3 separate regions of the Homo sapiens genome follow, and regions 2 and 3 are each linked to region 1. A link is a loop called in an ENCODE intact Hi-C map of the cell type or tissue named here. Cell type or tissue: GM12878. All regions are shown on one strand. Links, peaks and the distances in the headings refer to the core of each region. The heading gives the core; the rest is flanking DNA.

Region 1 (6,392 bases), core at 2,157-4,656:
TCACCAGAGAGAGGAAACACAAGTGACTCCTTAGTTTTTCAACAAGCCTCGACCTTTATGCCTCCATGTCTTTGCATATTCAGTTCCTCTGCCGGGGAAGTCCACGCTGATGAGAACTCCTGAGTTCTTATCTATGCTTCAGGTGAAGGCAGAAATGCCTGTACATGCATAAATCCTTTTCCCCCTCATCCTCCCCTCAATTGTGTGTGTGTGTGCGTGGGTATGTAGAATCTATCTTCTCACACTACATCCTCTCTATCTGTTATGCGGTGGCATCGAAATTGATGAGCAGATAATGTGTCGTAATTAGCCCAGAGGCAAAAATCAAGCAGAACCAGAAGTGCCTTAGAAAATCTCTTAAATCTGCTGCAGAGCCTGCATCCTTGGTTTCATTTATGCAAAGCTATACAGAAATTCTTATCCTCATAAGAGAGGGTTCTACATGAAGAGAGGTACAGTCATTGGATGCAGGCAGGCTCTAATGATACAGTCCATTAAAATGGAGACCAGGTCTGAAGAACCCCTGAGCAGACAGAACCATAAGTCAGGCCTCACAAATGACCACGACCTTGCTTGATTTGTAAACATAAGCAAAACTTAACTCGAGCTATTTCTTGTAAATATTTGTATTAAAGGAAAACAGAACTTAAGCTCAACCAGTCAGAAGCATCCAACAAACTTGTAATTATATAACTAGAGACTTTCCAACAGGATAGACTAGGGGTCCCCAATACCTGGGCCGTGGACTGGTACTGGTCCGTGGCCTGTTAGGAACTGGGCCGTGCAGCAGGAGGTGGGTGAGCAAGGAGTATTACCGCCCCAGCTTTGCCTCCTGTCAGATCAGCGGTGGCATTAGATTCTCAAAGGAGCACAAACCCTATTGTGAACTGTGCATGAGAAGGATCTAGGTTGTACGTGCCTTATGAGAATCTAATGCCTGATGATCTGAGGTGGAACAGTTTCATCCCGAAACCACCCCACAGCCTTCCCATCTGTAGAAAAGTTATCTTCCATGAATCCAGTCCCTGGTGCCAAAAAGGTTGGGGACTGCTGTTCTAGTGGATTCTTTTTAAAGTAAACTTTTTGGCCTGATGCGGTGGCTCACGTCTGTAATCCCAGCACTTTAGGAGGCCAAGGTGGGCAGATCACCTGAGATCAGGGGTTTGAGACCAGCCTGGCCAACATGGTGAAACCCTGTCTCAACTTAAAGTACAAAAATGAGCCGGGCATCATAGTGGGCGCCTGTAATCCCAGCTACTCAGAGGTTGCAGTGAACAGAGGTCGCGTCACTGTACTCCAGTCCGGGTGACAGAGCGAGACTGCATCTCAAACAACGACAACAACAAACTTTTTAACTGAAGTTTCAGGTTGTGATACAATTTATGTTGTGCTGGCCTCTTAATCTTTTTGTCTTTTCTCTGTAAAGGTTTACATAATATCGTGGGATATTGGGAGAAATTTTCTATTGGCACCATCAGAGCTTAGCTTATTCTTTGTGACAGATTTTAAATTATATATTCATTTTTACCTAATAAATATAGAATGACTTATATTTTTTATTCCTCATTGTGACTATTTTGGAAAATAGTGCTTTTCGAGGAATTTGCTCATTGCATCTAAATGTCTAAGTTTATTGGTATCAAGTTATTTATATTGCCTTCTCATTATCCTCTTATTGTCTTTAGGATCTTTATAACTGTATGTTGGTGTTTTATGCTTTTTCTCTATTTTTCTTCATTGGTTCAGGTAGGAGATTATCAATTTTATTAGTCTAAAAACTAATTTTAGGCTTCTTAGATTTTTAAGTATTGCATGTTTGTTTTTTATTACATTGATTTTTGTTCTTTATTATTTTCTTCTTTCTATTTCTTTTGGTTTTAATTTGATGATTATCTTCTAGGTTTCTTGAAATAGTTACTTAGGTAATTGCTTTTCAGCCTTTTTCTCCCATTATAAATGCATTTAATGCCACAAAGTTCCCTCTAAGTATGACATTAGCTGAATGCCATACATTGTCTGTTTTTTTTATCATTTAAAATATTTCATAATTTCCATTGTGATTTCTATGTTGACTTCTGGATTATTTAGAATAATCACATTTTCTTGTTAAATTGACTCTTTTATTATTATAAAATGTTCTTTGTCTCTAATAATAGTTCTTGTCTTAAAGTCTACTTTGTCTGATATAGCAAAGCTACACAATTTACTTTTGGTTATATTTTTTCTATCCTGTTAATTTCAACCTTTCATAGTTTCTATATTTAAAATATTTCTTTTAAGCAGCATAGTTTTTGGCTCATTTTAATTGAGTCTGACAATGTTTTCGGTTTTTAATTACTTAGTTCATTTACATTAATATAATTAATTCTATATCTGGGTTTAAATCAACCGTCTTATCCATTTTTCTATTTGTTCTATATTTTCATTGTTTTTTAATATTTATCCTTTCTTGACTTCTTTTAGATTAACAACCTTTTTTTGGTTGTGTTTTTGTTATTCCATTTCATGCCCCTTCCTTTATTATTAGTTACATATTCTCTTATTATTCGCTTGCCTTAGAGATTGCAAAATGCATTTTTGACTTTGTGAGTGTCCCTTAAATTAATGCTTTCACCACTTTTCAGACAGTGCAACGACCTTAGAATGCTTTATTATATGTAGTTTTGGAGACAGGGTCTCAGTCTGTCACTGGGGCTAGAGTGCAGTGGCACAATCACAGTTAACTACAGCCTCCACCTCCTGGGCTCAAGCAATCCTCCCACCGATGCCCCACCCCACCCCAGGGAAGCTGGGACTACAGGTGCGCATCACTGCATCTTGCTAATTTTTTAGATTTTTGGTAAAGACAAGGTCTTGCTATGTTGCCCAGGCTGGTCTTAAACTGGGCTCACGGGATCCTCCCACCTCAGCCTCCCAAAGCGCTGGGATTATAGGCATGAGCTACCACACCTGACCAGAACACTTTGATTTTATTACCTTCTTCTTGCCTTTTATACTATTGCTGTTATGTGTTTTAATTGAACATATAAGATCCTCAATAAAAATACTATTTAAAACTCAGTATTGACTTAGATTTATCCTCATGTTTCTGCTGGTTCTCTTCATTCCTTCTTGCACCTCCAGCTAAGATCAATCTCTACCTGCTTAAAGAAAACCTCTTCAGTTCTCTATTAGTGGACTCTGCTGGTAATACAGTCTCTCAGGTTTCTTGATTTTTTGTTTGTTTGAGTTTTTGAAAATGACCATCTCTGCAGCTTTTGAATCCTGTTTTCTCTGGGAAGAGAATTTCAGGTTGGCCATTGTCTTCTTTCAGGACTTGAAAGATGACAATGCATTTCTTTGGGCTTTTACAACTTCTGTTGAAAGTTAACTAGAAGTGTCATTGTATCTTTGAATGTAATGTGTTTTTATTCCCTTTTCTGTTTTAAAAATGTCCTTAAAATTTTCCCTTTATCCTTTTTACAATGTGCCTGGGTGTGGTTTTCATTACATGTATCCTGGGAGGATTCTTTAACCTGTGACTTGATATCTTCTATCACTTTTGGAAAATTACAAGCCAGATTATCTGCAGTGCATGTCAGACTTTTTCACCACGTCCCAGATGTCTCTTATGCCCTTTTTATATTTTCTACTCTTTGTTTTTCCTTTCAGGACTTCAATTTAGGTATTTTCAACTTACTTATTTTCCCATTCCTTAATTCCCTCTCCTGGGCTCAGTCTGGTGGTATTCTCATGGGGAAAGCTGGTCTGATACTAACCAGCCCATCGTAACTGAAGATATCCTCTGCAATCATTTTAAACTCTCTGGTCATTTTAATTTCACTTTGCTCACCTTTCTCAATTCTCTCTCCCCTTTATCTTACCGTGTTTCCAACTCAGTTTCTTCTCTTGAGTATTGCTTCACTTCTGGGCTCAAGTGATCTTTCCACCTCAGCCTCCCAAGTAGCTTGGACTGCAGGCATGAGCCACTGCGCCCAGCCTGTGTTTCTGAAATGGTTTCACTTTTTATCTCCCTGCTTTTCCATGCTCTGCCAACTCACATTTCATCTCTCTCTGTGCCTTGCCATGTCTTTCCTGGGCTCTCGAATTTGTGTTTCATGCTCTCCTTTGAAAAGACTAAATGCTTCATTAATTGCTTTTTTAAATTTCTGGCACTGCGTTTGGTTAACTTTTCATCTGTTTCATGGCAATGGCTTTTTTGGTGAGGGTTTTTCATGCCACTTCTCGACTGTTACTTTCATCTTTTCCTTTATTGTGGTATCTTTGTTTAGATCCTATGACTTTTAAGAAAAAATATTTTGTAAAGAGGTGAATTCTTCCTAGAGGCTTAGATTGAAGAGGGGCTAGTGCTATGTTCCCGGCTAAAGATGGCTGTGTGTGTATGTGAGAAAGTTCTTTTATCCTCTATTTTTCCCAGATACCATAAGCAGGGTAAGACAGTTTGCACCATGCTGCCTCACCATCAGAATGCCAGCCTAGCTTGTCTGTGTTTTTTCTCACTCAGTCCTGCCTTTCTTAGTTGTTCAGACTATGGATTTAACCAGCCTAGGGAGTCTCCAGTCACAAACCTCTAGACTGTTCCTATTGGTCCAAAAAGGGGCTGTTGGCTTTGCTACTCAGGGCATGTCCCTTACTTTGAGGAACTAGGCTTTCCTGGTTTGACTGATGGTTCCATCTGTGGGCATCCTCTCTCATTATCTTCCCACACGCCTGCTTGACCTTCACTGTATTTGGAAGTCCTTCCTCTTCTATTTTGGTTCAGGGTTCAGATGTCTCTTAATTTCTTTCAAGATAGAGTTTTGTTCCTGTTTCTTATTCTCCTTCTCACTTTTGGGTGATTTCTCAGAGAAGAGGGAAATGGTCCTCTTTATGCCACATTTAAAAACCACAGGCTTACCCTCAGAGTCTTTTGCATTCTGCATTATTTTTAGTTTCAGTTCTGTATCACATATAATCTTTTTATGTTTTTAGAGACAGGGTCTCACTCTGTCGCCAAGGCTGGAGTGCAGTGGCATGATCATAGCTCACTGCAGCCTTGAACTTCTGGGCTCAAGTGACCCTCCCACCTCAGCCTCCCAAGTAGCTGGGACTACAGGAATGAGCCACTGCATCCAGCCTGCATCATACATACTCTTTTAAGAGTCATTTAAGATTAGGATTAGGGACCTGAATTCAAGTTTAAATTCAGTCTTGCCTGGTGCTACCAATGCAAATAGCTCAACTGAAGTGACAGTCAAATCATCTGATACGGTCACACATGGCTAAACTTGCATATGTGCAGGCAATGACAACCCCCTCGCAGTATACTTCTCTGTCTGACTGCTGGTAAGTGTCATTTGACATGAATGTAAGATGCTTCCCAAAGGCAGGAATGTAAAAATGTGAAAAAATGGCGTATGATATTTCAGCTGGGGCTGAAGAATGGTCCAGCAGGCTGGCAAGGACAGTGAGCATGGAGCAGACAGATGCAGGCAGACAGAGCTGCAGCAGCATGGGGCTTACCTGCCTTCCCTGGAGCAGCATCAACTTTTGAAAGGCTGAAATTTCAGGGAGGGTTTAGGAATCAAATAGGAAACAATCCAATTGGGGAGAAAACAGTGTTCTGTGACACTTGACAGCTCATTTTCTATTGAATTGAATGCCAATTCTTTGCCTCAGAAATGAGCTCTGCCCTCAACTTTCCAACACACCTATTGTCTTCTCATTGTCTGCAGAACAATGCTTAAATGCTATAGCCTGCCATTCAAATCCCTCCACTCCATGAAGCCAAAATGAAAGGGAAGGAATCAGGTTAAAAAGCCAGGCAAATTCCCTTCCCTCTGAGATTTGGCAGCATCCTCTCCCCTCCACCCCTGCTGCGTGCGACTGGTCTAAGCTGTTCACCAAGCATGCCTTGCGTTTGTCCCATACCAGTGCCATTGCTCATTCTGACTCTTCCACCATGATTCCTTCTCTTCCCTGATAACCAGCTCTGCTGCTCAAAACCCTGCTTATCCTTCAAAGCCCCACAGGCCTTTACTGATTCCCCAACCGGATATGAACTTTCTGTCTACCTCTGGGAAATTTTTCACAATCTTTTTAGATCAGGTACTACTCCCTAGGAAGCAGGACTATTACTCTGACACCTCATCTCGCTCCTCTGCCCTGCCAAACCAGGCTCAAACTCCTGCTGTCCTGGCTCTCACTGCCCAAACCCATTTTTTATGCTCAACTGGACTTTCAACTTTGTTCCTCTATGCTTCTTGCTTTGACCTGGAACTTTCAGATTTGGGGCCTACCGTTTCCATCAGTGTCTTGGTAGTCCTAGCTCCTGCCTATAAATGTACATATATTCCCTTGATACTACTGTACTGACAAACCAGTCAATGAGTTTCCAATTTCCAGAGCCCTTT
Region 2 (6,392 bases), core at 1,397-3,896, 56 kb after region 1:
GAGAGAAAGAGAGAGAGTGTGTTTGTGTGTGTGTGATGGTTGGGGTGCGGGGTACCACACACTTTTAAATGACCAGATCTCATGAGAACTCACTCATTTTTGCAAAGACAGCACCAAGCCATGAGGGATTTGTTCCCATGATCTAAACACCTCCCACCAGGCCCCACCTCCAGCCTTGGGAATTATAATTCAACATGAGATCTGAGTGGGGGAAAATATCCAAACTATATCAGTTACTTTTTGCTGATCTTATTTAAGTAAATTTATTCTTTCACAGCATGGCTCTGTGGAATTTCTTTTTCACATTATTAGGAATTTACTCCTTGTCCTGTTCTTTCAGGAAATGCAGTTGGGATCCTAAAGGCTGGGGGCTGCAGCCTTGCCAGGGATTAGAGTTGAGTATTCATCAGGAAGTTGGAAAAGCCCTCCTCGGAGGGAAGAAGCCTACCACTTCTGTAACCTTTTAAAACCATCCTTTCAGTTAAGGAGGACCCAAAAAGACAAACAATGACATTTAGGTAATGACTTTTTGGGAATTTTGTTTAAACCTTTGCTACAATTAAAAATCAATAATTTCTCTTTCCGTGATTGCTTAATGATTTAAGAATCTGGCTCATTCATCAACTGGGAACAAGGACAAGTGTAAAGCTGAGTGAAATGACCAGGCTTTGAGGGTGGAGGCAAATTCCTGCCAGCTTGAGTGAGGAGGTGAGATCAGGGGCTCCTTCCTGTGAAGAGCTCTCCATGAGTGAGGCCTAAGGGGGCTCAGTTTGCCCCGTAGAGATCTTGGGCACTATGAAACTCTTGAATAACCTCAAGGAGTCGTAACAGGAGGACAGAATCCTTTCTCCCCCAAACAATTGAGCTCTGAAACACGTATGGCCCATTCCTGGGGGTGGAATGGCTGCTGTGTACCCCCTTATCACGCAGTTCTTTCTCAGCCCCTCTCACTAACAGTCTAGGCTTTGGAGGACACTGTACAAAGATGCCTCTGCTTTTCTGTTTGAGATTTTATTTATGGCTGTCTGAGTCCATTTTGTGTTGCTGTAACAGAATATCTGAGATTGGGTAATTTAAAAAGAAAAGGAGTTATTTAGCTCACAATGCTGGTGGCTGGGAAGTTCAAGAGCATGGCCCTAGCATCTGGTTAGCTTCTGATGAGGGCTATGTGCTGTGTCAAGACATGGTGGAGAAGTGGAAAAGCAAGCGTGTGTGAAGAGGCACTAAACAGGAGGAGGAACCTCACTTTATAACAACCCATTCTCAGAGGAACAAATCCCTTCCCTCCAGAGTGAGCACTCACTCACTCCCTTGAGATGGCCTTATTCTATTCATAACAGATCCACTCTGATGTTCCAAACACCTCCCATTAGGCCCCACCTCCCAATAGTGCTGCAGCGGCAATTAGCTTTAATGTGAGTCTTGTTGGGGACCAACCACATCCAAATCATAGCAATGCCCTAATCACATTGTGAAAGGCACTGGGTTAAACTTAAAGGCCCATTCTATATCAATCTGCCAAAGCCATTAGGATCAGACTAGATCTTAATGTTAGTAGATCTAATACCAGTTGAGAGCTGAAAGAGGGGAGGGAGGCTAATTATATCAGAAAGCTACTCTAGGTAAGTGTATTAGTCCATTTTCACACAGTTCCACATGCCTGGGGAGGCCTCAGAATCACGGCAGGAGGCCAAAGGCACATCTTACATGGCAGTGGCAAGAGAAAAATGAGAGAAGATACAAAAGCCGGAACTCCTGATAAAACCATCAGATCTTGTGAGACTTATTCACTACCAGGAGAACAGTATGGGGAATCCACCCCCACGATTCAAATTACCTCCCACCGGGCCCCTCCCACAATATGTGGGAATTATGGGAGTACAATTCAAGATGAGATTTGGATGGGGTTACAGAGCAAAACCATATCAGTGAGCTTCAAGCATAGTTCTGAGCCTCTTGGCTGTCACGACAAGAAGAGATATTCTATTTAAAAAAAAAAAAAAGGAAGCTACCAACCCATCAAAAGGTGCTCAGTTCCATAGCCCTAAACTCCAAAAAGTTTGTAGGGAATTTGAATCAGGACCTATGACAACATAATAGTGTCTTGAATAGATGCTTTTAGAACATAGAGAGATAATCTTTAGATGATCATTATTACATTCATATTTTACAAAACCCTTTGGCATAAAATATTATAAATCTCTTCTCTGTTACATCATTTCCATTTGAGTAAGAAAATCTTAGTATATAACTTTTTAACTTAATTTTATTTTTTGAGACAGTGTCTCGCTCTGTGGCCCAGGCTGGAGTGCAGTGGCACGATCTCGGCTCACTGCAGTCTCCGCCTCCCAGGTTCAAGCGATTCTCCTGCCTCAGCCTCCCTAGTAGCTGGGACTACTGGTGCCCTCCGCCATGCCCGGATGATTTTTCTATTTATAGTAGAGGCGGGGTTTCACCATGTTGGCCAGGATGGTCTGTAACTTCTGACCTTAGGTGATCCACCCGCCTTGGCCTCCCGTAGTGCTGGGATTACAGGCGTGAGCCACTGCGCCCGGCCTTCGTATACAACTTTAGATGCAGCTGGACCGTGTGTGTGTGTGTGTGTGTGTGTGTGTGTGCGCGCGTTTCCCACTCTGTGCCTCCCGCATGCCCTTGAAGCAGAGGGCTCCTTCGCTTCACTTCCTCTACTTCACCACATTGAAGCAGAGGCCCCTCTCCACTTCCTCAGGGGTTGTGTTCAGCACAATGGAAAGCAGCTGCGTCTGCAACGCCTTCTGGCTGTTATGCTCCGAGAACCTAAGCCTTGGATTAACACGGCAGAGAAAAATGCCCACTGCTCAGGGACTATCCCATGTTCTCCAAACTTCCCCATTTCCTGGTAATTAGGTGGGGGTCATGTGACTTGTTTTGGCTAATGGGCTGTGGGTAGAAGTAAACATGTGAATATATCAATATAATTGCGTGTATGTGTTGATGTAAAATGCAATGTCCTGCACATACACTCTGCAACTTTATTTTAAGGAAATACTTAACCTTGGAGACATTTCTATATTATTATACATAAGTTTATCTTTTTATTTTAAACTGTTATCATATCACAATAAGAATATAGCATAATTTCAATGACTCCCTTCTTGTTGGACATTTAGATGCTTTCCATTATTTTGCAATGATAAAAACACTTCTGTGTGTTTTCTAGGAAACCTAGAAATGAAATTGTTTGGCAGAAAGGTATCTATTTTTACAAATTAAAAAAAAATCATTCTTTTAAACATATTTCATTGAATTCAATTTGTTGGAATTTTTACCCAGCATTTTTACAATTATATTAATCAGTGAGAATGTTCTAAGTTTTTTTTTTTTTTTTTTTTTTTGAGGCAGATGTCGCTCTGTTGCCCAGGATGGAGTGCAGTGGCATGATCTTGGCTCACTGCAACCTCCGTCTCTCAGGTTCAAGTGATTCTCCTGCCTCAGCCTCCCAAGTAGCTGGGATTACAGGTGCCTGCACAAAGCCCCGCTAATTTTTTGTATTTTTAGTAGAGACGGGTTTCACCATGTTAGTCAGGCTAGCCTCGAACTCCTGACCTCATGATCCGCCTACCTCGGCCTCCCAAAGTGCTGGGATTACAGGTGTGAGCCACCGTGCCCAGCCCTAATTCTTTTAATGTTAAACTCTTTCTTGCTTTCCTCTCTCTTCTTCACTCCTCAAGAGGGGGGAACACTGACATAATTGGATGAGATTCCAGGATGTTGATGGTGCCAAGTTTATGAGCTACAAACCCTTGTGTGGCTCTCCCTTTGGTACTTTGCTCTTTCTCCAGGGAGAAAGGAGGACAAACAAACTGGAGCTGATCTCTTATTATGGACAGAACCTGTCATCTCTCTTCCTCCCTCGTAAGCAGTGTTGCTCATTCACCCTCCCAATCTTGGCAAGGAGCTGGTGGAAAGATCTGAGTGTAGAAGGGAGAAAGGCTCCAGCTTAGTGCCCAACTCCTGTGCCCACATAGCCAGGTCACCCCGCACTAGAGTTAGAGGCACTTAAAGTAAGGAAATTCCTTATCTCCTTCTGCCATTGTCTATCGTGCTGCTCATCTTCAGGAACTGCAGAAAGATGATGACCACACCAAGGCAAGACTGAGTCCATTCCTGAATATCATTCCTGTAAGATCAAAATCTCATTCTAAGAGTATTGTCTTTGCTAGGTTTTAGTATCAGTAACTATTTTGAAGAGTGATTTGAAATTTCCAAATATTTGAGAGTTTTTGTTTATATAAAATATTTTTGTTCAGTTTTTCTTAATTTGCTGTGGGGATATGTTAGTACCCTACAAGGCATCCAGCTTTTAAAATAATGCCACATTACAAAGGAATTGGTTAACAAGAAGTGTAGGGGGGAAGGGTAATTTTTTTTTTTTTTTTTTTGAGACGGAGTGTCACTCTGTTGCCCAGGCTGGAGTGCAATGGCACAATCTCGGCTCACTGCAACCTCTGCCTCCCAGGTTCAAGTGATTCTCCCGCCTCAGCCTTCCAAGTGGCTGGGATTACAGGCACCCGCCATCATGCCCAGCTAATTTTTGTATTTTTGTAGAGACAGGATTTCACCATGTTGGCCAGGCTGTTCTTGAACTCCTGACCTCAGGTGATCTGCCCACCTTGGCCTCCCAAAGTGTTAGGGTTACAGGCGTGAGCCACGGTGCCTGGCCGGGGAGGGTAATTTAAAAACAGACCTGCTTTATGCCATTTAAAATGGGAATATGTCTTGTTAAAAACACATTTAAATCCAGGGAGGTTTCTCTGTGCCATTAGTATCAAGCACTAAATGAACACTGTATGACTGAGATGACAGAAATTTCCTCTTGGAGAAAATTGAAGCCAACAGTTGATCAACACAGCATATAATTAACAGGGCAGGGTGTGGAGTCAGGCTGCCTGGGTTCAAATTCCGGAACCACCATTGAGTGGCCTTGGAGAAATAGCTTAATATTCTGTCTCAGTTTACTTATCTAGAAAATGGACATAATTATGATGTCTCCCTCAAAGAGCTTTTCTAAGTATTAAATGATGTAATATATTTAAAGAGGTTAGAACATGGTCTGACATTCAATACATTCTAGCTATGATTAAGTGTTAATTCAGTCTGGTAAAAGTGAACGTAGTCTTTGCCAAGGGTAGTAAAAAAGCTCTGACCCTCATCAAAGATGTTAGATTGAGAGCCAGGAGTCTACATTCATTGTCCCAAATAATGAATGCTGAACTCAAGAACATCACAGCATAGAGAAACCTCTGTTTGAGCTCTACCTCCCCGTGATGGCCCCTGTCCCCACCTACCTCTCCCAAGGCTGCCCCTGATGGCGAAAACTCCCTTCACCACAAGAGCTAACAAAGGTTCAGCAGGAACTGCCTCACTCTCTCAGTTTCTCCTTCCTCTTCAGAGGGAGTGCCTCTGTTTTAATTCCAGCTCAGGTTCTTTCTCACACATATATACAAGGAGTTAACATTCTCCGTCTCCTCTGGTTCCAGTTTTTGCAGTGGGCTTAGGAAAATGCTTTTCCTCCCTTCATTTCCTTTATCACCCTCCCTCCTCCACCAAACATTCTGATCATGGCCATAAGCCCAAGCAGTGGCAGTGATAGACTTGTATAAAGAAAAGGAAAACCCATTGAACCTGAAAAGTAAACAGCACAAAGGTCAAATAACAACGAAAGGCTTGTCAAAGGCTTGTACATGGTTGCCAAGAGTGTGGTACTGGCAAGCAATGCTTTGAGACTGTACAGGTAGAGAGAAGTTATTAGGGCCGCAGCATCCATGGGAGGGCTTTGGGGAGAGAGAGAAGAGCTAGAGCTGACCCTGAAGGGACGGTGATTCCCAAACTGTGGTAATCTGGGTGGCCTGAGTAAAGTCATCTGTGCTCAGAGGCAGGGACCAGGTGGGTCTCTCTGGGATGGGGGTTTGTGTTGGAGGCAATGAGCAAAAGTCTGAAAGTATAATTTGAGCCCTTAATGGTAAAGTCCAGAAGTTTGACATCAAAGATGGCAGTGATTTGATCAATGTCGCTTACTGAGGTTTAAGGAAAGATACAAATTATCTGTAAAAATGTAAACTCAAAACAAATTTGTCAAAAGTTCAGTATAGTAGTGTATCACCACTGTGCTAAAGGTTTTCTTATTTCAAATAACTCAATAAAAATGAGGCAAACCATTCTGTAACTAGCTAAACTGAAGTCCATACCAACTATTTAATGCTTCAAAATAACCTTAAACTTCTACTCACTTATCATTCTACAATTTAAGTAAGTAATGTTTCACATTTTCAACAGAATGTATGCTTATAGACACATAAACACGAAAGATAGGGACAGATCATCTTGGTGACTTGCACGTATGTGGCAAGTGT
Region 3 (6,392 bases), core at 2,125-4,624, 64 kb before region 1:
GAAGAGGCTGGAGAGGGGGGCAGAAGCTGAGCCACCATCCACACCAAACCCTGGAAGTTGTGTGCTATTTTTCCCATTTTCCAGTAATTTGCCCAAGGTCAAACTTCTGGCAAGTGGCAGAGATGAGAGGACAGATCAGGTCTGCATCTCTACAAAGCTCAAGCTCAGGCTGTCTCTCAACGACCTTCCAATACTTAGAATAATCTCCCAACAGGTGCAGCTTCCTGAAGACAGAGAAAGCCCATGGTGAAGTAGAACAGTAACAAACCCTGAAACCAATCATTAAAGTAGCTGTTCTCAAAGTGGAGTTCTTGGACCACTGCATTAAAATGCCTTGGTACTCAGCAAAAGGTAGATTCTGGGCCTACATTCAGACATACTGAATCGCATTCTCTGAGACTGAGCCTGGGAGTCTGCATTTTATGATACCCACAAGCTTTGAAGGCTGGTGATTTAAATGCCTGTTACGCCTAGGGCAAGTGACCAGATTTGAAGGGGCATATGAAGAAAGGAAAGGCTTAATTCAACTTCAGATAAATGGGATCTGAGTTAACAATGAGCTATGCAAGGAAAAATGCTGAAGCAGGCAGTTCCAAGACAGTACTTGAACTTGGGGAAAGGGACACCAACAGAGGGACGAAACTGAAGCTCTCAGCTTTCAAAAATCAAGGAAGAAATGGTAGAGGGCTGAGCTCTGCAACTTATTACGGGCAGAACCTCCCTCCAGCAGCAGTGGAGCACTGACAGTGGAGGTTTATGAGCAAGAGGAACAGAAGAGGGCATGTGTCATGGAAGCCAAGAAAGGGCTCAACAGTGTCAAAGACTATCCCACAGAGAAAAGAAGAGGACAGAGGGGCAGAGACTTGAAAATAAGCCACCAGAGTTGGCCAATTGGAAGCCACTGGTAAGTCTTGAGACAGGTTTCTGAGTGGCAGAGAGAAGCCAGACTCTAAAGTAGATGCCTTGGAAAGTCAAGAAAACAGGAGAAGAGAAAGGAGAAGAAAAGCTCTATCTGAAGACTGAAGTAAAGAAACGTGGGGGGAGACACAAACTGAGGTTACAAGAAGGGAGAAATAGAAGGAGCTGACGCTGGAGGGTCTGTTTCAATGAGCTAAGATACAAGGTCATCTGTGTCTCTGGGGAGGTGGGGAAGAGCTGGACAGGTTTGAAGAACCAACTGCTTCAGCCCCATGGTCAAGGCCTGGAAGAGCCACTGTGGTCCTGACTCTCAAACAGGGAAGTATTTTCTTGGCGCACCTTTTACTGTAGAAAAGGTTAACCTACAGAATAGTTAAAACAACTGTATTTATCAGATTTGTTTCAGCACATTCTCCCTTTCTCTCTCTCTCATATATATGAGAAAAAAATATATATATGTCTGCGTGTGTGTGTGTGTGTGTATCTATATATGGTCAAACCATTTGAAAGCAGGCTACAGACACCACAACACTTCCCAGTAAATACTTTCAGCACAGATCCCTTAAGAACAAAGACATTCTCCTACATAATCACAATTTTATTACCACAGCCAACCATTTTAATACTGACATATAACATTTAAAAAATACAGTCGGTATTTAAGTTTCCACCCCAAAATGTCCTTTATAACCTTTTTTTTCAGTCCAGCATCCAATCAAGGATCATGCATTACAGCATTATATTTGGTTGTCACTTTAGTCTCCTTTAAATTACAACAGTCCCCCTCAAAAGTTTTTGTCTTTCATGACATAATTTTTGGAGAATCAAGACCTAGTGTTTTACAGAATATCCCACAATCTTGATTTGCTTTATTGTTTCCTCATGATTAGATTCAGGGCAAATATTTTTGGTAAGAATAATATAGAAATGACATGCAACCCTAACAAGAGACTGATATTTCAATTTGTCACTACTGGTGATATTAAATTGGATCACTTGCTTAATGTAGTATCCACCAGATCTTTGCATCACAAAGATGTATTTTTCCCTTTGTAATAGATAATTCATAAAAAGAATTTTGAGATAGTACACATATACCCAATAATCTTTACCAATAATTTTTAGCATCCATTGACAATTCCTGCCTGAGTCAATGATTACAGTGGCAGTTGTAAAACGGTAACTTTCTAATTCAATCATTCCTTGTACATTTACTAGAAGGCATTCTTTGGTAATGTCATTTTTATTTCCATCCACCTTCTTCATGTTTAAGTATCACTATGGACTCATATTTTCTTCCAATATAACTGATTACTTTTTTTTTTGATGTTCAAAATGTTCCAAATTTGGCCAATGAGAATCCCTTCAAGCCAGTTTTTGTGTTGTTCTAACTTGTTTCCATTAGTCCTGGAGCACATGTTTGCTTTACGACACAAAATGATCCAGTATCATTTTGCAGTTTTCCTGTCTGAGCCTTAGATGGTTTCACTGGTTAATTCTAACAAATGATGCTAAAACGGCTTAAAAGAAATAAGACTAATTCTATAAAAATGATTCAACATTGTAAGAAAAATCCTTCCCAACTCATTTGATGAGACCAGCATTAATCCAACACCAGAAATAAAAATAGCATACAAAAACTAAAACCAACAGACTTCATTAATGCAGACATAAAAAATGCTTAAAGGTGTTTTACCAAATTGAGTCCAGCAATATGTAAAAATGAGTAATATATAACATCCAAACAGAGTTAATACCAGAAAAGCAAGGATGGTTTACATTTTTAAAAAGTAATGTATTTTACCATATTAACATTCTAAAAAAAGAAAAACTAGTTACTTCACCATCTTAATATAGAGAAAAAGAATTTGATAAAATTCACCAATTCATGATGAAAATTACCAGTAAGCCAATAGAAAGAACTTCCTCAGCGATTATGAACACTTATTAAAAACTTACAACTGACATCGTACTTGATGGTCAAAGACTGAATGTTTCCCCCCAAAATTGGGAACAAGGAAAGGAAGCTGTAAACACTATCTAAAAAAAAAAAAGGTGCTATTAGAACAAGTAAGGTTATAGCACGTAAAGTTAATAACAAATATCAATTACATTTCTATATACAAGCACTGAACAATTGAAAAATAAAATAAAATATAATTTCATTGTATTTGGAAAAAATACAATCGGTTGTATACAGAACAAATATCCAATTGTTTGTATACTTGTATACAATATACAATTGTTGTATATGGAAAAAATACAATTCCCTATACAACAGCCTCCAAAAACATGAGAGATAAATACTGTTTAAAGAAATTAAAAAAGATCTAAATAAAGAGATGAATCTTGTTTGGGATTAAAAACTCCATGTTGTTATATCAATTCTCACCAGTTTGATTAGAGTTAATGTGCTCTCAATCAAAATCTCAGGTTGTTGTTGTTTTCGAAATTGACAAGTCTGAAATTTACATGGAAATGGAAGTAACTAAAACAGCCAAAGCAGTTGCAGTATTCATACTGCCTCCCTTTAAAGACTTACTAAAAGACTGCCGTAACCAAGCTAATACAGAACTGACAAAATGATATGTAAATCAACAGAACAGAATTGAAAATCGAAAAACAGACACGCAAATACATGGTCAACTGAGTTTCAATAAAGGTGCCAAAGCAACTCAATGGAGGAAAATGAAAGTCTTTTCATAAATTGTGCTGCAACAGCTGAATATGCAAATGCACTTTAAAAAGTGAACTTACGGGAAATTGTAGGTCAATATTTTAAAAGTCAACAACAACAAAAAGCATGCTTTTGTGTTCTATTCCCTATTGCAATATGCATTATTTACATATTCCCATTATTTGAATACGCAAATAATGAATATTGACTCCCACCTCCTACCATATATAAAAATTAGCTCAGAATGGATTACAGACCTAAATAAACAGCTAAAACTATAATGTTCTAGAGAAACACACAGGAGAAAATTTTTGTGATCTTGTGGTAGGCAAAAATTCTTACAGGATACAGAATATACACAGACCTGTAAATGAAAAAATTGAAAAACTGTACTTCATTAAAATTTAAAATATTTACTCTCAAAAAACGCTGCTTAAAAAATGAAAAGGCTGCCTGGCGCAGTGGCTCACGCCTGTAATCCCAGCACTTTGGGAGGCCGAGGCAGGTGGATCACAAGGTCAGGAGATTGAGACCATCCTGGCCAACAGGGTGAAACTCCATCTCTACTAAAAATACAAAAAAATTAGCCGGGCGTGGTGGCGGGTGTCTGTAGTCCCAGCTACTTGGGAGGCTGAGGCAGGAGAATGGTGTGAACCCGGGAGGTGGAGCTTGCAGTGAGCTGAGATAGCGCCACTGCACTCCAGCCTGGGCAACAGAGTGAGACTCCGTCTCAAAAAAAAACTATAATGAAATACCACTAAGTACCCACTGAAATGACTGACAACATCAAGTGTTGGGGAAAGACATACTGTAAAATCAACTGGAACTCTCACATCCTGCTGGTAATGGTTTGACAGTTTCTTCTGAAGTTAAACATAATCTTACCATACAACTCATCAATCTACTCCCAGGTATTACTTGCGAGAAATGAAAATATTTGTCCACAAAAAAACTTTTACTTAAACCTTCATAAAAGCTTTAATCATAATAGCCCTAAACTTGAAACAACCCAGAAATCTATTAACAGGTAAAAAACTAAATTGTAGTTTACTTAGCAATAAAAAGAAACAAACATGATAAATGTAACGTGAATTTCAAAAGCATTATGCAAACTGAAACAAGTCAAAACAAAAGACTGCATGTAGTATGATTCCATTTATTTACAATTCTAGACCACGCAGCAGCTACAGAAAGTGACAAAAAGCAGAGCAATAGTTGTTGCCTGAGACCAGTGATGAGGAAAAGGCACTGATTGCTAACAGGCACAGGGGAACTTTCTGAGATGATGGAAATGTCCTACATTAAGATGGTGCCATTTTCACAACTGTATGTTTATGAAACTAATCAAAATGCACACTTCAAACTAGTGAATATTACTGTATGCAAATTATACCTCAATAGAGTTGGCTAAAACATAAAGGAAAGAAAAAGAAAGCTGGCACAAGTTTAGTCATGTTCAACCTTACAGCATTGTTTTAAAGTAGGTTATTACCCTGGGCTCTTAATACCCTGAAGGCACATAGATGTCACCTCATTTCTGTCTTTTATTAATTTCTTGTATGTTAAAAGTGGGAGAAAAGGAGCTTTACTAATTTTTGATAGCTTTTTTGTTTCCTTAAGGTCTCAGGAACCAGTCAGCTTTAAGAATTTTTGAGATTGCAGGCCAGGTATGGTGGCTCATGCCTGTAATCCCAGAATTTTGGGAGGCTGAGGTGAGCAGATCACTGGAGGTCAGAAGTTTGTGACCAGCCTGGCCAACATGGCTAAACCCTGTCTCTACTAAAATTACAAAAATTAGCTGTGCTTAGTGGTGGGCACCTGTAATCCCAGCTACTCAGGAGGCTGAGGCAGGAGAACCGCTTGAACCAGGGAGACGGAGGTTGCAGTAAGCGGAGATCGCGCCACTGCATTCCAGCCTGGGTGACAAGAGTGAAAACTCCATCTCAAAAAATAAATAAATACAATAAGAATTTTTGAGATTGCTAGAATAATTTCCCTTTGTTGTTGTTGTTATATATAAGCTAGAATAATTTTATCTTCACTTATAAATCAGATGTTTATACTACATCACATATTTTTAAAAGTTTTTCTTCTATGCAAATGCATAGTGGTAAATTTTTGCTAAAAGTCTGAAATATCTAGATACAGAATGAATTAATATTTGGAAGAATAAGTTAACTTCTCAAATATAAATGTTTTCCAGAATCCAGTTCTAACAGGCTTACATAAAAGTGGCACAGGTATAGTGTACAGTAATATTCTAATACTCCAACCGACTTCCAAGGAAACTGGCAAATCAAGCATTCACATTCCTGAATGTTCTACTAATAGAATGACAGCAATCCCTACACACTTATTACCACATACAGCTGCAGTTAAAGGTCTTTCTCAAGAAATCTCCTATGTCCCCAGACAAAATAATAATAATAAAGGAGACCACCACCTACAAGGTCAAAAATACTGCTGTAATACAATTTAGGAAATTAGGAGAAATGTTAAGGCATTCTACTTTTATACTGGATTTATTCAAGGCTGGTCTCTAATCTCTGTTTCCTTGCAATTTTGCTCATGTCACTTCCTATTACTGAAAATGATATGCAAGCCACATACCTCCTCTTTAGAGTAAATTCAGTTCCACTGCAAACAAATTGCAGGGAAATACAGTTGGGAAAGAAGTCAATGTTTTCCATAATTTCTTTAAAACAGTCAAATAAATATTACAGAGGAAAGCAAAAATCACATGCAACTAAGAATTGGATCTATTTTTATCATATCAAGCTTGTTAAACACACATTTG

What was found. Hi-C counts contacts between places; a loop is a spot of excess contacts. Peaks named below come from ENCODE experiments on the same cell type or tissue, not always from the same donor. Only the 100,000 strongest peaks of a DNase experiment are listed, where the experiment ranks them.
Region 2: a loop joins it to region 1, with 2.9 times the contacts of the local background. A loop is called at or near these places in 5 of 110 quality-filtered maps.
Region 3: it touches region 1 in a loop (4-fold over the local background); 3 of 110 quality-filtered maps call a loop at or near these places.

The regions. Positions count from the first base shown.
Region 1 is chr2:98,022,527-98,028,918 of GRCh38, forward strand. No RefSeq gene overlaps it. Among named protein-coding and RNA genes, the nearest start is that of TMEM131, 30 kb to the left of the region's middle. RefSeq lists silencers at 4,500-4,559, 5,210-5,319 and an enhancer at 4,950-5,069. In GM12878, for the core only: a CTCF peak has its summit at 3,171; no DNase peak of the experiment used is centred there; H3K4me3 peaks cover 1,404 bases; H3K27ac peaks cover 1,423 bases.
Region 2 is chr2:98,079,355-98,085,746 of GRCh38, forward strand. No RefSeq gene overlaps it. Among named protein-coding and RNA genes, the nearest start is that of VWA3B, 4.6 kb to the right of the region's middle. In GM12878, for the core only: no CTCF peak of the experiment used is centred there; a DNase peak (open chromatin) is centred at 2,720.
Region 3 is chr2:97,958,177-97,964,568 of GRCh38, forward strand. All of the region lies in intron 1 of TMEM131 (transmembrane protein 131), which reads right to left. Among named protein-coding and RNA genes, the nearest start is that of TMEM131, 35 kb to the right of the region's middle. RefSeq lists an enhancer at 4,966-5,045. In GM12878, for the core only: no CTCF peak of the experiment used is centred there; a DNase peak (open chromatin) is centred at 3,565; H3K4me3 peaks cover 286 bases; H3K27ac peaks cover 197 bases.